Linked DNA regions of Homo sapiens: region 1 is linked to region 2. The links are chromatin contacts, found by Hi-C or POLR2A ChIA-PET in ENCODE. All regions are on one chromosome and are shown on one strand. The core of a region is the stretch at or near the end of the contact, and the rest is flanking DNA. Distances in the headings are between cores, read along the strand shown. Region 1 overlaps ENOX1 (ecto-NOX disulfide-thiol exchanger 1). Region 2 overlaps ENOX1 (ecto-NOX disulfide-thiol exchanger 1).

The links. Hi-C counts contacts between places; a loop is a spot of excess contacts on that map. ChIA-PET counts read pairs that join two places held with the same protein, here RNA polymerase II (POLR2A). Pooled maps may share reads with other maps.
Region 1: a loop to region 2 is called in a map of prostate gland, with 2.4 times the contacts of the local background. The contact joins two enhancer-like sites. A Hi-C loop is called at or near these places in 5 of 168 maps with a recorded cell type or tissue (Caco-2, gastrocnemius medialis, heart left ventricle and 2 more) and 5 of 50 pooled maps. POLR2A ChIA-PET finds 5 or more read pairs at or near these places in 1 of 52 experiments (activated CD4-positive, alpha-beta T cell).

Annotation. Positions count from the first base shown.
Region 1 is chr13:43,301,711-43,304,410 of GRCh38, forward strand. All of the region lies in intron 11 of ENOX1 (ecto-NOX disulfide-thiol exchanger 1), which reads right to left. Among named protein-coding and RNA genes, the nearest start is that of ENOX1-AS2, 150 kb to the right of the region's middle. RefSeq lists an enhancer at 1,567-1,796. Within about 2 kb of position 1,406, at least 10 of the 41 ENCODE cell types and tissues checked have a DNase peak (open chromatin) inside an H3K27ac peak, as active enhancers do; they include prostate gland, where a contact is called at or near this core.
Region 2 is chr13:43,515,165-43,517,864 of GRCh38, forward strand. All of the region lies in intron 2 of ENOX1 (ecto-NOX disulfide-thiol exchanger 1), which reads right to left. Among named protein-coding and RNA genes, the nearest start is that of ENOX1-AS2, 68 kb to the left of the region's middle. Within about 2 kb of position 1,412, at least 4 of the 41 ENCODE cell types and tissues checked have a DNase peak (open chromatin) inside an H3K27ac peak, as active enhancers do; they include prostate gland, where a contact is called at or near this core.

The sequences.
Region 1 (2,700 bases), core at 156-2,655, 210 kb before region 2:
ATGTGGCAGCAAGTAGTTATCTTCTAAAGGGTGAGAAATTGTATATTGACTCCACTTAGCTTCAGGCCACCTGTTTGTAAACACCACTCAGTGTCATACTGCAGCCCTGAATCTATTCCTCAGACAAGGCTGCCTGGAAGAGGCTATATTATGTTTCTTGGGCCAGAGCGCTAACAGAAAAAAAATCCTAATAATTTCTGACTTAATATAACTTCTCAGTATATTAAAAATTCAGAAATTGGAAAGGGAAACTTTTTATTTCTCTCTCTTCTCTTTCTTTCTTTCTGGAATACTGTACTAAATTAAAGAGTTTTGAAAAAATGTGTCATCAAGCTTCCATAATAAAATTTACCTTATGAGACTGCACAATGAATCCACTATCCAAATAAGTATAAGGATTAAAAAAAAAAAAAGTACAGTGTGCATCTTTCGGTAGGAATTCCTAAGGAGTGCACCGAGTGCCAATAAATGGAATATGTAAGAGACACCCCATGTGGATTACCAATTTCCGATAATAAAAAAAGAATAGAATTAGACACCTTAAATGTCAACCGGACTGAATGTGATTAAATATTTTGTTGGTGATTTTAAAGGCACTGCTGAATCTAGTGGTGCCTCTGGATTACCATCAATTAATTCACCAGCCACCCATTTATGTATTTATTAAGAAAACATGGTGAGGAGCTGTAGCATTCACAAGAAGCTTAAGGCCAGCACAGTCACCCATTTCTAGTTACTCAGTAATTTAGAAAAATTCTGAATACTGGAATTTTCTGATTGGATCAAAAATGAAATAATAAAATTGGAAAAATTTTGCTAGGCAAGATTGTTATACTTCAAAACTTAGCACTAGACTAAAAAATGACCAAAGTGACACTAATGTATGAAAATCAATCCAAAGGTTGAACGGCACTGCTGAAGAAAAGGCTTAAAGGTATTGCGGCATCTTGTTATATTCTTTACTAGATTCTATATAAACCATTATTCTTTATATTAATTATGGTCAAAGTGACCTCCTCTTCTGTCTCCTGTCTTACTGTGTTTCCATGGGAACAGATAATGCCATGCTTAACTTCTTTAAGTAAATAATCTGGAGAAAGCCTTGAAATCTCTTTTACCAGCCTGAGCCAGCCTCAGAAAAATAGTTAGCAATATATGAAAAATGTAAGTTGTTTTGGGTTATGTCCCAGTAAGCTGACAGTCTGTTAATATCTTTTTCATGCTCAGGCAAGATGTAACTAAATAATAAAACATTTTAACATATCGTTTCTAACAATATCTGTGTTTCTCCAGAACTCTTAGTCTTTGTGTGTTTGGGGAACTCTGTGTTTAACATTCCCCCTCCACTTTGCCAGATGTCCTCCTGAAATGCTGGAAGGACGCTGCTGAACTGTAGATTTCCTTCCCACATGCAAAGAAAGTCTTTTTCAAGAATTTCATTGGCTGCTACCCAGGAAGGCAGTTGTACCGATAGCCCCTGAACACAGGAGGGCAGAGGCAGGCTGGCCTGGCAAATGTCACCACAATATCTGTGTGCCTTCAACGGCTGCCTCCTCAGCCACGATCCTGCCTCCTGCTCCACTAGGAAAGGGAGCTGTAGTTATGGCCCAGTGACAGGGACTCTCTCCAGCTTCTATCTGCTTCTCTGCATTCTGAATCTTCTTGTGAGGTGCCTTGAGGCCTTTAGAAGCTATTCTGTGGCAGAGACATTATCACGCTGTGTACTCAAACTCATGCTTCTCTTTGTATAGAGCAGTGTTGCTCCTGAGAGGTGACTGCCCTAGAGGGTGCCATGTGAGCAGTCTCATCAATGGAGTGTGAGGGGGAGTGAGGATGCCTTCTGCACAGTCCCTCAGTCTCTGCCTGCTGCTGGAATAGGCTTGGGTCTCTGAGTCACCACATGGAGGAAAGGTGCCCACAGGCCCAGAATATCTGCCTTGGACTGTTGTGTGCCCAAAAAGTAACACTTTTTTTTTTGGTTAGGCCATCTTTATACAGCAGCTGGTGTTACTCTAACCCAGTGTTCTCCAAACATTGGCCTGCATTACAAGCTCCTGGCGGGCATATTAAAACACACTTTTCTGGGCCCTACCCTCAGTTTCCAGTTCAGTTTGTCTGGGAGGAAGCCCAAGAATTAGCATTCTTCCAAGTCCCCCAGGTGGTGCTGATGCTGCTGGTGCAGAGACCACACTTTGAGAGCCACTGCTCAGACCGCTGCTCATTCTATCCCGATTCCTAAACTGGGGTTGTGGTTGGCTTGTTTGGAGAAATGCTTCTGAAAGAACCACATGCTTGGCTTGTCATTCTGGTTTTATTCCTTGATCTCCTTTTGTATGAGCCCCGACTCCATGTTCTGCACCTGGGAAGGCAGCCCTGTTGCATCCCTGTGCCCAGGTCCCATGAGCTCAGCTTGCCCCGTGCCCTGGCTATCTCCTATGGAAGATTTGGGCAAAAGGCACAGTCACTATTCTGCTTTCTTCAAATAACAGTAGCAGTAATGGGAATAGCAACAGTGGTAGTGACAGCTAATGATTTTTATGTGCCAGGCACTGAGGTAAGCATATTCTTTACACAGTATCCTTTCACCATCATGAAAACATGATACAGTCAATATGATTATTATTTCTATTTTCCAGATGATGGAAGTGAGTTTATGGGAGACAGAGGTTGCTGGTTGGAGGTAAAAGGTGTGGCTCTAGG
Region 2 (2,700 bases), core at 162-2,661:
CTGTGTGTCATGTACTCCAAAACAGCAAAGTCTTTGGCAATGTCTCTCAAAAATTCTCAGACTGTATCTGCATAAAATCGCTGTGGGTGATTTTTAAAATGCACGTTCCTGGATGCAGTCAAGACCTAAGAATTACATTCTCTGAGAGTGGGGCCAAGAATCTGCATTTTAATGAGGTCCCTAGGTAATTTTCATTCATAGTAGAGTTACAGAAAGGCTAAGTCTTTTCTTCTATTCCTAAACTTTGGAGTATCCGTTTTTCATCAGAAATGCTTCTGGGATCTTTAAATTAATTGCCTGGGTTGTCTTAGGAACAAGTCAAATACTTATATAATATTTTCTACATCCTAGGTCTTGTTAATTGATTAAATTCTCACAACAACCTTACAAGGTAGATAATAGTATTACAATACTCATGTTATAGATAAGGAGACTTAGGCACAGAAAAGCTAAAGGGACTTCCCTCAAATTACACACAAGATGTGATCCTGGGCCATCTGGCTCCAGAGTCCATTTGTCAACCACTACACTATGCTAGTGCTACAGCTTCAAACAAAGAATCACAGTCACTGAAAAGTGCTGGAGAGCAACTGCTCGTGGAAATCTTTGCTCTGAGCTTCATGGAACAGATCAGAGTTCCTCCAGGATGTCCTGCTCCATACTCCAATGCCTTCACAGCTGTTCTCCCTGCTAACATGCCATGTATGCCCTCCTAATCTGACAAAACCTGGACACTTCCTGGATGTCCAGAGTGAGCCTGATGTCCCTCATTTTTGTTCCCAGGGCCTAGTGCACACAAGCCTCCTGGCACTAATTATACTAACCTATACCTGCAAATCTAAGCCTATTTTCCACAGGAAACTAGAACTTCCTAAGGGTAGATATTGAGCCTTATTTATTTTCTGCCCTAAGTATCTAGCAGTCAGCGGGAACTCCATAGATGCTTGTGGAATAAGTGAATGGTGGAATATACAGTAAAGAATGGTTATTCCCTTTATAACAGAATTTACCAAAAGTTTCTGAATCCCTGTGTTCATTGACATATCATTAATGTCTTGACAGAAAGCCTAAAGGACTGAAAGGTAAAGCCACTGCCAACTGGAGATCAATCCAGTATCAGATAAAACATCTTTGAAGTCATGATGTAAGTCAGTGGGAAAGCTTCTACGGGATCTAAAAATGTGAATTAGACACAGCTTTTCAAGGACACTCCTGTTGCACAAAAGGGAGTGTACACGTTAGAGAAGGTTTGCCTCAGTGCTATCAACATGTAAGCAGATGGGGACATGAAACAGCTTGTGAATTCAGTCCTTTTCTCTCCAGCTGGCAGAAGCAAGGATTTTGAGAACTCTGCTCTCCTGTCTACTGAAGGATCATGTTTCCCTGCTCTGCAATGACCATCAAAGCCATCTGGGAAAAACAAAATTCTTTTGCACAAGAACATAGGGAGCAACAGGGAAGAACAAAGCTGCAGTACTTTGGTTCTTTGGCTCCCGCTTCTGGAAAACTCTAGTTGGTATTTTATCTAGCTTGTTCTCTCAGTGGTGTAGTAAATCAAACAGGATAGTTGCAAAATGTTCTACAGTGTTGGGGAAGAAGAATTTCTTACATGCCTAGAAAGCCACCAGGGTTGTAAATTAAATTCCTCAAACAAAGCAGCCCCAAACACACAGAATATTAGCTTCCCCATTTTGTGTAGTTTTCTAAGCTCTTGAGATTGTGTACATGTTAAACACATTCACTGCCATTTTCTTCCTTGAAAAAGATTTTGAGTTTTCTGTCACATCAAAGAATGTATATCAAAGAAATACAAAATGGAATTTGTGATTAGTAGAAACAGAGCATATTAATTTTTCCTTCTAAACAATACCCTAAGATGAAAACAGGCTAAAGCCATTATGCTAATCCAGTGATGGAAGGCACAGATTACCACACAAATAAACAATGTGTGTTACAGAATACAGACTAGAGTGTGCCTCACAATTATATTTTATGGTGGAATATATGTTTACGGAGCTTTTGGCCTGGTCATTTAAGAAAAATGTCCTTAGGCTGGGTGTGGTGGCTGAAGCCTGTAATCCCAGCACTTTGGGAGGCCGAGGCGGGTGGATCACCTTGAGGTCAGGAGTTCAAGACCAGCCTGGCCAACATGGTGAAACCCGGTCTCTACTAAAAATACAAAAATTAGCTGGGCGTGGTGGTAGGTGCCTGTAACCCCAGCTATTTGGGAAGCTGAGGCAGAAGAATCACTTGAACCTAGCAGTTGGAGGTTGCAATGAGCCCAGATCGCGCCATTGCACTCCAGCCTGGGCAACAAGAGTGAAACCCTGTCTCATAAAAAATGCCCTTAAGTTTGTAGGTCTCTACAAGTTTCATGTGAAATATGGAGTTCTGTGAAAGCCATATCTCATGGAATAAATCCCAATCAATGTCTTTGACCAGAAGTTCAGGAGTGAGTGCCCTCTGCCTATGGTCACAGGTTTAATCAACTCCAGTATGGGCCAGTTATCTCTGCTACTATGGTCTGAATGTGTGTGTCTCCCCAAAATTCATATGTTGAAATCCTAACCTCCAAGGTGATGTTATTCAGTGGTGCGGGCCTTTGGGAGGTGACTACATCACTAGAATGGGATTAGTGCTCTTATGAAAGAAGCCCAAAAGAGAACCCTCATTCCTTCCACCATGCAAGGACACAACTAG